Linked DNA regions of Homo sapiens: regions 1 and 3 are each linked to region 2. Evidence: chromatin contacts called from ENCODE Hi-C data. All regions are on one chromosome and are shown on one strand. The core of a region is the stretch at or near the end of the contact, and the rest is flanking DNA. Distances in the headings are between cores, read along the strand shown. Region 1 overlaps CMKLR1 (chemerin chemokine-like receptor 1). Region 2 holds the start of SSH1 (slingshot protein phosphatase 1). Region 3 overlaps CMKLR1 (chemerin chemokine-like receptor 1).

Region 1 (3,154 bases), core at 215-2,714, 550 kb before region 2:
TATGTTGGTAATGTTTTAGAAGCATGCCTGGTTCATCGGAAGCTCTATGTAAATGCTGAAAAAATACAATGAATATAATAGCAGGCAGTGATTTGTGCTGTGAATAAAATACAAAGAGGGTCATCTTCTCAGAGAAGCTTCTTGGAACGCTCTCCCTAACATAGAATTCCCCTCCCCCAGCATTTATGCCCTGTTCCACCTTTGAATGGAGACCTGAATACACAGAGAGGGAGACATGGGCTGGTGCTGTGGAAGAGCATGGTAGGCAGTGGGAACAGCAGATGCAAAGGCAGGAGGATCGCTTGAGCCCAGCAGCTTAGGGCTGCAGTGAGCTATGATTGCACCACTACACTCCAACCTGGGTGACAGGGTGAGACCTCCATCTCCAAAAAAAAAAAAAGCCAGTAGTGGGCAACGTCTAAGGGTCACACTCCTTGCCAAATGCTGTGGGAGTAAGATGGCCCAGTCACTACCTTCATGCAGAGAAAGTGGTTGCAGGAACAGATCGTGGCACAGTCAGTATTCTGAGATGTCACCTAAATTCCAGGCTTCCAGCAAACTGGCCATGCTGGGCTTGCATTACAGAACAGGGGTTATCCACAGTCCCCACCCCTCCCTATTGTTCCCTGGGGTAATAAGCCAGTTGCAATTTGCCATTGAGTTTGTCCAGGGTCTCTGCTGTGGCAGAAATAAGTGCAATCCAGTGAGAGAAAGAGGAACCAAGTCATTCTCATTTTCAGCTTTCATAGGAGAGCACGTATGTCTTTGTGGACATGAAAAATGTTCATAAATGGGTCATTTGGGTCTCCTGCCTGGCCCTGTTGGTCACTGAGTGTGTGGCCCTGGCTCTGCACAAAGTAAAGAGAAAGGGCTGGGGAAATCAGGGGATGCTTCCTGGAGGAGGTGGCATTTGAGCTGAGCCTTGGAGGGTATGAAGCCTTTGCCAGGTGGAGCAGCCGAGGGAAATGACATACCTGCAGAGGAACAGAGGCTTGAAAAAGTGTGGTTAGGGGCTGTGTGTGTGTGTGTGTGTGTGTGTGTGTGTGTGTTAGGGGAGGGGAGAAGGCAGGAGATGTGGCTAAGGAAAGAAGAGGGTTTCAGATTGTGAGATCCCTGCAAGCCATCAACTTTATCCTATGGGCAATAGGGAGCCATGGATGGTTTTAAGCAGAGGGTATCATCCTTCTAAAAAGATTCCAGCTTCTAACCTGGGTGGCTGATGTGGGCACTGCGTTGGAAGAGGAAAGGCTGGAGGCAGGAGAATAGCAAGAGGCCTGGTGAACTGAGGATCCTTCTGCCAGTTCCAGGCCTACCCAGAAAGTGCAGTTTTTGGAGGCTCCAGGCATCAGGATGTCCCATCAGAGAGCCAGGAAGCCAAGCAATCTCTTTATTTTTCTTAAGGATTTTTCCTCAGCCCACAGGGACTGGTTTGCTTCCAGAGCCATTTCCATGGCAACCACCAATGCTCCAAGAAAGGTCTTGAGTGAGCGGAGGAGTGAGGACCAGAGATACTCAGATGGGTCTTCACGGGAAAAGCCAGGTCACAGAGAAGGGCCCATACTGTCCAGTCCTGGGGGCTGGGAGCCATCTTCCCCCGGAGTCCATGATGCCACAGATAAGCTATGGTTGCCATGGTAACACCGAGTCCCCCATCCCCGGGCCTCATGGACCCAGGGCCTTTCAGCAAGGCGGGTAGGCAGAGACAGGAGGGAGGCAGTGCTGAGGGGCAGCCAGAACCTGCAGCTCACCAGGGAGGCACATCCCAGGACACGTGTGTGAGGCAGGTAAGTTCGAAGACCGCCCCCCCACCCCCCGCCCAGGAGATGAGCAGGGTGCAGATGAAGGAGCAGTCAGCAGTCTCTGGGGTCTGGTGCTGGGGTTCTGGAAAGGCATCCCCCACTGCAAATTGATGCCAGATACACACTGCTGCTATGCCTTCAATTCCACCATCAGGGTCCTGCTTTCAACTTTTCCCCAGTGAACTGAAGTCAATGTCGTGATGACGATGGAGAAGCAGAGGCCCACACACAAAGGAGGTTTTTGGCCACAGTTATACAGCAAAATGGCGTCAGGACTGGGGCTCAGATGCCAAAACCATTCCTACTATGTCAGATCCAGTTAGTGGTTGACATGAATGTGTGTATGTGTGCGTGTGAGATATTAACACTTAAAAGTGCTAGGGAGACTGGGCACAGTGGCTCATGCCTGTAATCCCAGCACTTTGGGAGGCTGAGGCGGGAGGGTCACTTATAGCCAGGAGTACAACACCAGCTTGGGCATCATAGAGAGACCCTGCCTCTAGGGGAAAAAATTTTAATTTAAAAATTTAGCCAAGTGTGGTGACACACACCTTTTAGTCCCAGCTACTCAGGAGGCTAAGGTGGGAGGCTCGCTTGAGCCCAGGAAGTCGAGGCTGCAGTGAGCTATGATTGCACCACTGCGCTCCAGCCTGGGTGACAGAGCAAGACTTTGCCTCCTAAAAAGAAAAAAAGTGCCAGGGAAAGGACGCTAAGGGGAAAAGGCAGCATAGAGGGGGAGAGCTGGTGGAGGCAAGAGGCAACAGGAGGAAGGGTGGGCCACTGAGCATGGGCATTAGCCTCCCTTCCCCTTGGACAACCCAAGTGAAGTCAGCGACCCCTGACCCAGGACAGGGCTGCAGGACTCATGGGAAGCCCCAGGCTGGGGGCACGGAAGGACTGCTGGGGGGACCTCAGAGGCCAAGTCCTTCCAAACCAACCTGCTCCCTGTGCTTAAGGAGCCCAGTACCCCGAGCATGGTTCAAAGCACCTGGGCCTCTGCTCTTGCAGGTCCCTCTGCCTGGGGTGTGCTTTCCACAAGCATCCCCTTGCTTCTCCCAGCCTCATGTGCACAAATCCAGGCAGAGCAAACAGCAAGGTGACAAGAGGAAAGAGACCCATCCTGTTACGTGCCAGGCACCTAGCTGTGAGCTTGACACCCCCTCATCTCCTTGTGTCCTGACAATCCATCTTCCCCCTGGCCTGAGGACATTACCTCCATTTCACAGATGTTGAAACTGAGGCTGTAAAAGGAACCAGATCAGGATCGCCAGCCAGTGCCCAGTGGAACCAGGACTTGAACTCAGATCTGTGAGAACTCAAAGCATCTATGCCCTTATCACAGCATTTCCAAGCAT
Region 2 (3,090 bases), core at 445-2,944:
ACTTCCCAGCCACTCTGAAAATGTCCCTGCCAATCCCAGCAAAACAAGGCTGAAGAACTACCCTACCAGGAGACAGGGCTGTCAAGCCAAATGCAAACATTATTCTCTTGTCTCTCTCAGACACACAAACCTCCCCCGTGTTATCAGTCAACTTCCCCCACTCCCTCCCACAAAGAAAGGGGCTGAAGAGCCCAGATGCTGGCTGCGGAACTTCCTGGGCCTGGGACCGCAGGGCCGCTCCTCCAGTCTTCTCTAAACACAGCTAAGGGTCTGCAGGCGGACACTCAGCCTTGTTATAGGTAAGAGTTTAGACCAGAGGCCTTGACGGGTTCTTCAAGAGATGGTGGGCAAGATTGCGCGACCAGAGGGTCATCCCTGCAGCTACAGAGGGCTGACCTGCTCAGAGGCCCAAGGCCCCAGCCTAGGACAAGCCAGGCCAACCCTGCAGGCTAAGAGGGCAACAGTGCCCTCAATCAACCCCAGAGGAAAAAGTGGCCAGGCAAACGGACCTGGGCCACACACAGACCCACAAAAACGCGCACAGTGCCAGGACACGCAACCCAGGAATGCACCTATGCAATCACCCAGAATGGGTCACAGCCACACAGAAAGATAGATGCACATAAACACACAGGCCTGAGTGATGTTACAGAAAGGAAAAGCCAGACTAAGGCTGCACGCACAGACGTGAAACACAGCCACACAGAGCCCACAGCACGCTCGGTCACCGTCACACAGTGACACGGGCACGCCTACAGACAGAACTCCAGAGGCGGCAGGCGGGGAAACAATCTCACACGTTTGTAGGGGCACTCCCAGATGCCTGTCTCACGCTGGCACAGTCCCCGGACGGCAGGTCAGCAACAGTCACATCTCACATCGCACAGCCAGGCATACAGGCAAAGGGCCTAGAACTACCCCGGCCACAGGTCTCAGAACCAGCGGCTCACGCAGTCACCCAATCAAGGGTCCCAGTTGCACATCCAGTCACCCCTGGACCCTGGTCACACTGCAGAGTCACTCACAAATGGGAGTCCCGACAGACGCACAGTCCTCCCCAGACAGAGGTCAACCCAAGATGGGGGTCACACCTGAAATCACAGTCCCCACACAATCACGAGGTCACATCTGCACACACAGTCTCTGCACAGTCACCCTTAGGGGTCACAACGCACACAGTCTCCGCCTAACAGGGGTCACCCCAAGATGGGGGTAACCCCCTGATGTGGGTCACAGCGCACACACAGTATCCTGCAGACACTCCCAGAGGGGTCGCACTGCATACACAGTCCCTGCAAAGTCGCCCCCCGATAGGGGTCACACCGCACACAAAGTCCCCGCACAGCTCCCCAAGACAGGGTCACATCGCACACAGTCCTCGCACGGTCACCCCGGTCCGGCTGCCCGGCTCTGTTCCTACGGCGGGGCCCCGAGGAGCCCGCGCAGCCGCCCCCCTGCCCCGCACGCGCGGCCCCAGCTCCGGCGGCCTCGGCGCGGCGTCCGGCGGCCCAGGCCGGGCGCGGCGAGCCCGGGGCTCACCTCGCTGTTGCTGGCCGAGGAGGAGGCGGCGCTGGGCGTGGGCGAGCGCTGCAGGGTCACCAGGGCCATGGCTGCGGCGCGGTGCGAGGGCGCCACAGACGTCTCGAGCTAGAGCCGCCACCGCCACCGCCGCCCGGGCCGGGCCCGGGGCCTCCTGGAGCCGCGCGCGGGCGGCCGGGCCGAGCCGGGCCGGGCCCGCCCCTCCCCCTCGGCGTCGCCACCGCCCCCGCCCCCAGCTCCCGCCTCCCGCGCCGGCGCGCGCAGGCCTCAGTGCGCGGAGTGGGCGGGGAAGCGGGCAGGGCGGGACGAGGAGGCGCGCGTGCGCGGGGGCCCTGAGGGCTGCCCGAGGCCTCGGCTGGTCGATCACGTCCCTCGCGCGCCCGACACACGCGCCCCCGCCCGCGCGCCCCGCTATCAGGCCTGGGACTCGGGGGCGCGCGCGCCGCCCGGAGCCCGTACGCCCCAGGGGCCCTGCCCGCTGCTCTGCCTGGGGAAACTGAGGCCCGGCGACCGTGCAGACAGGACTGTACAGCGACCAGGAAATAAAAGACGTCCTGGGGCCGGGCGCGGTGGCTCACGCCTGTAATCCCAGCACTTTGGGAGGCTGAGGCGGGCGGATTACGAGGTCAAGAGATCGAGACCATCCTGGCCAACATGGTGAAACCCCGTCTCTACTAAAAAGACAAAAATTAGCTGGGCGCAGTGGTGCGCGCCTGTAGTCCCAGCTACTCGGGAGGCTGAGGCAAGAGAATCGCTTGAATCTGGGAGGCGGAGGTTGCAATGAGCTGAGATCGCGCCACTGCACTCCAGCCTGGGCGACAGAGCGAGACTCGGTCTCAAAAAAACAAAAAACAAAAAACAAAAACAGTAAGCAAAATAGATTCGCCTGATTTTGCAGAGGTTAATCAAGTTATTAGGCACGTTTTTAAAAAAGTATTTTGCTAATCTTTTTCAATGAATTCTTTCTGGGTGTTCTGAAACCCAGCCAACTCCTTGGAGGTCAGGGAAGGCTTCCCAGAAGAGCTTTATTCTGAGGCTTGGGCTTGAGCATAAGCAGGATTAACAGGTGAAAGAACAGAGAGACAGCTCTCCAAGCAGGGGGGATCAGCGTGCCCTGAAGCAGGAAGAAGTTTGTCAACCGGAGGCCAGCACTCAGGGAAGGGAAGAGGGGAGGAATGGCTGGAGTCTCCATCCTCTCTGGAAAGATCGCTCCGGCTGCTGCGTGGATGAGGGACCACGGGGCAGAGGGCTGAGGGAGACCAGGGAGGAGGCTGCTGCTGTTGTCCCGGGGAGAGGTGACCAGTTATGGGGATGGAGAGGGGAACATGGAATAAGATACCAAGAAGGCAATTCTGGCTTGACTTAGTAGTAGGAAACTTTTCTTTTAGCCAAAATCTCATCTCCCGGCTCCCACCCCCAACCTCTGCATGTTGCACAAGCACTCGCAAACGCAGTGGTCCCAGCCTGCCCCGCAGCTTAGCAAATTTGTCTTACTGCCCAACAGGAAACCCACGCAGCCTCCTGGATTCTTCCCCGTCCCTCCCTCTGTCC
Region 3 (3,245 bases), core at 712-3,211, 520 kb before region 2:
GGGCAATGTGGTGAGACCCTGTGTGATGGTTAATACTGAGTGTCAACTTGATTGGATTAAAATATAATAAGTATTAATCCTGCATGTGTCTGTGTGGGTGTTGCCAAAAGAGATTAACATTTGAGTCAGTGGGCTGGGGAAGGCAGATCCACCCTTACTCCGGTGGGCACAATCTAATTAGCTTCCAGAGACTATAAAGCAGGCAGAAAAACCTGAAAAGGAGAGACCGGCCTAGCCTCCCAGCCTACATCTTTCTACCATGCTGGATGCTTCTTGCCCTCGAACATCGGATTCCAAGTTCTCCAGTTTTGGGACTCAGACTGATTCTCCTTGCAGATGGCCTATTGTGTGACCTTGTGATCATGTAAATTAATACTTAATAAGCTCCCCCTTTTTATATGTAGAGAGTGAACCGTAAGAGAACCCTCTAAGAGAACCCTGACTAATACATCCTGTCTCTACAAAAAATACAAAAACTAGCCAGACATGGTAATGCATGCCTATAGTCCCACCTACTCAGGAGGTGGGAGGATTACTTAAGCCCCAGAGGTCGAGGCTGCAAATGAGCTGTGATCATGTCACTACACTCCAGCCTGGGTGACAGAATGAGATTTTGTCTCAAAAAATAAAAAATAAATCAATAGGTGTCAAACCCAGGATTAGAACTCACATCTGCCAGACCACAGGGCCTGCCCTCTTCTCACTACACCACACCCTCTCTCCATTGACTTCCTGTTTCTCTGACCCCTGATTTCCAGGAGGAAAAACCAAGTGTGCTCACTGTTGTTTTTTGTACCCATCTCCCCACCCACCCACCTCCTTGCACAAGAGCTGCCCTCAGCAGGAACCCAGGGCTGGAATCTGAGGACCCATGTCCTATACCCCAAGAAAGCAGAACCGATTCTGACATTCTGCCTGGATAGCAGCTGACCTCCCTGCTGAGTCAGCCGCTGGTACTTCCAACATTGCCAGAGACTGTCTATGGTGAAGACAGTGAGGCCCAGGGCACTCTCCACCAGCAGAGCCCAAGACCTCTCCTTGGGGCCAGACATGGAGGCAAGAGACTAGCCCAAATGACATTTTCCAGTCTGGGAACCCAAGATCACAAGGCACCAGACACCCAGATGTGCAAAGGCCAATTTCAAAGCTCACTGTCCCAAAAATAAAAATAGAAATGCCTTCACTGAACTGACCACGTGCTGTACTCAGTGCTTGATGGATATGGACTCATTTAATCTCACCATAACCCTGACAGGCAGGTACTCATAGCATGCCCACCTTATGAATGAGGAAGCTGAGGGGCTCAGGAGGTTAAAGTTCAGAGCTGGGATCTCAACTCTGGAGCACTTGGATCTGGGATCTATCATCACCACAGTGTGCTACCAGCCAACGTCACCCAGACGTCAACATTTCTTTCTCTGATAGCACCACGTAGAATTACTGCCTCTTGATTCCATCTGACAGTGCAAGGATTTCTACTTTTTCTCATTCATACCTGTGTCCATTGCTGCAAAAATCTAGAGGTTCTAAAAAGAAATAACTGGTTTCGTGCTATCGCCTGAAACCAGCATGTCCTGAGTCCGGCGGCAGCTCAAAGTGGCTGCCAATAACAGGGGCTCCTCACTGCATCTCAGTCCTGGCCTACGGCCACCTCCTCAGCAGGGGCTATGGAAAAAGTGCTGGGCTGGAAGCCAGGTGTTTCAAGTCCTAATCTGGCCAAATGATCTTGGGAATGTCACGTAACCAATCAGGGCCTCACTTTCCTCATCTCTCAAATGGGTTCCACAAGGATAGGAATCCTGTCTTTCCATCGTTCTTGCCCTGTGGAGAGCCAGACGTGTAGTAGATGCTAATAAATGTTTGTTGAGTGAATTAATAAAAGTATATGTTACAAGTTTGTCTCTCCTCCCCTGAGGGCCTCAAAGACAGGAAGCAGGTCTGATTCATCTCATTTTCTCACAGTGCTGCAGCTGTTACTCCCACATGCATTTATTCACACAGGAAAGTGCTCCCAGGCACCCACTATGTGGCCAGCCCAGTTGAAGCCTCAGTGTCTTCCAGGACCACACAACACCCTCATGCACTGTCCCTTCTCTTTTACACAGCCAGTGGCTGTAATACTTGGTCACACTGTACTTCTTCACCCCAGGACCTAGGACAACCACCCAGCTGCCTTACAGTCAGCAGCCTTGGCCCATTCTGGGGAGTTTGAGCATGATTCCTGAGCTTTCACTTCCCTCATGCCCAGCCCTGGGGGAGCCCAGCCCAAGGAAAATCCCGACTCTAACCACACCATGTACACGTACATGAACACCAACATTCAAATGTGCAGTGGGGCCCTAGGACAGGAATAAGATGTTTTTCGTTCAAATCCCATTCTTTTGCTATGAGCTGTGTGACCTTAGGCAAGTCCCTTTAGCTCTCTGAGCCTCATTTTATTCACCTATAAAATGGGGATGATAGTCCTGAGGCCTTTCCATGTAGGCTTGTAGGGAGATTCAAGTAGATAATGGATATAAATACCTTTGGCTTAATAACCCGCAGCATGTTCTATCAAACCATTATTCTTATTTCCTTTTTCCAGGGGGAAAAGAGAATGGCAGTTGCCTATGTTTCAGAAAAATCCATGTTTAGGGGCCTGGAGTCTGGAAATTTACTTAGTATATTTGATGGGAATTACCTTGAGGATAGGTGATGTTGTGAGTCCAACATCACCATGTTAACTAAGATTGACTAATGGAAATGTAGACTTAGAATCAAAGAATGGAAGCAACCCAAGAGGTCACCACATTTGTGACAGAGACAGGTAGCTGTCCACAAAAATTCATTCTCCCTGTCCACAATACACGACTGTGGCTGGGAAAGAGCTGCTCTTTGCCAAGAACCTCATATCCTTGTAACTCCATGTCCTGGCCTCCTTTGCAACTAGATTGGCCACATGATAGTTCTCATGTGAGTGGAAGTCATGTCTGCTGCTTCCAGGCCAAAGCAGATAAGCAAATATGCCACCTCCATACTTTCTTTTGTCTTGTGCACCTGGCTGCAGACAATGAGGATATCTGAGGAGAGAGTGGGACCACCAGATGAGTCACTGAAGTACCATGAGGAAGAGGACCACCCTCCATTCAGAAATACTTGCCTTATAATAAAGCTCTGCTTTGCTTCAGCCCTTATGCCTTTGGGGACCTATTTGTTACTGCAGCTACTACCCTAGCTGATATACCATTCGACCTCCTTATTTACAG

Evidence for each region. A loop is a pair of places that touch in the nucleus more often than their neighbours do. Pooled maps may share reads with other maps.
Region 1: a map of ascending aorta shows a loop between it and region 2 (3-fold over the local background). The contact joins the enhancer-like site here to the promoter of SSH1 in region 2. A Hi-C loop is called at or near these places in 1 of 168 maps with a recorded cell type or tissue (ascending aorta) and 1 of 50 pooled maps.
Region 3: a pooled map shows a loop between it and region 2 (7-fold over the local background). The contact joins the enhancer-like site here to the promoter of SSH1 in region 2. A Hi-C loop is called at or near these places in 1 of 168 maps with a recorded cell type or tissue (ascending aorta), 1 of 37 single-sample maps with no recorded cell type and 5 of 50 pooled maps.

What each region holds. Positions count from the first base shown.
Region 1 is chr12:108,309,150-108,312,303 of GRCh38, forward strand. The region is part of intron 2 of CMKLR1 (chemerin chemokine-like receptor 1); the gene reads right to left. Among named protein-coding and RNA genes, the nearest start is that of CMKLR1, 29 kb to the right of the region's middle. Within about 2 kb of position 1,465, at least 4 of the 41 ENCODE cell types and tissues checked have a DNase peak (open chromatin) inside an H3K27ac peak, as active enhancers do; they include ascending aorta, where a contact is called at or near this core.
Region 2 is chr12:108,855,889-108,858,978 of GRCh38, forward strand. It overlaps SSH1 (slingshot protein phosphatase 1), which reads right to left and starts at 1,695. Exons shown (of 15, transcript NM_018984.4): 1 at 1,540-1,695. The coding sequence starts at 1,608. RefSeq lists enhancers at 391-892, 945-994 and a silencer at 1,425-2,164.
Region 3 is chr12:108,332,355-108,335,599 of GRCh38, forward strand. All of the region lies in intron 1 of CMKLR1 (chemerin chemokine-like receptor 1), which reads right to left. Among named protein-coding and RNA genes, the nearest start is that of CMKLR1, 5.3 kb to the right of the region's middle. RefSeq lists an enhancer at 1,856-2,005. Within about 2 kb of position 1,962, at least 11 of the 41 ENCODE cell types and tissues checked have a DNase peak (open chromatin) inside an H3K27ac peak, as active enhancers do; they include ascending aorta, where a contact is called at or near this core.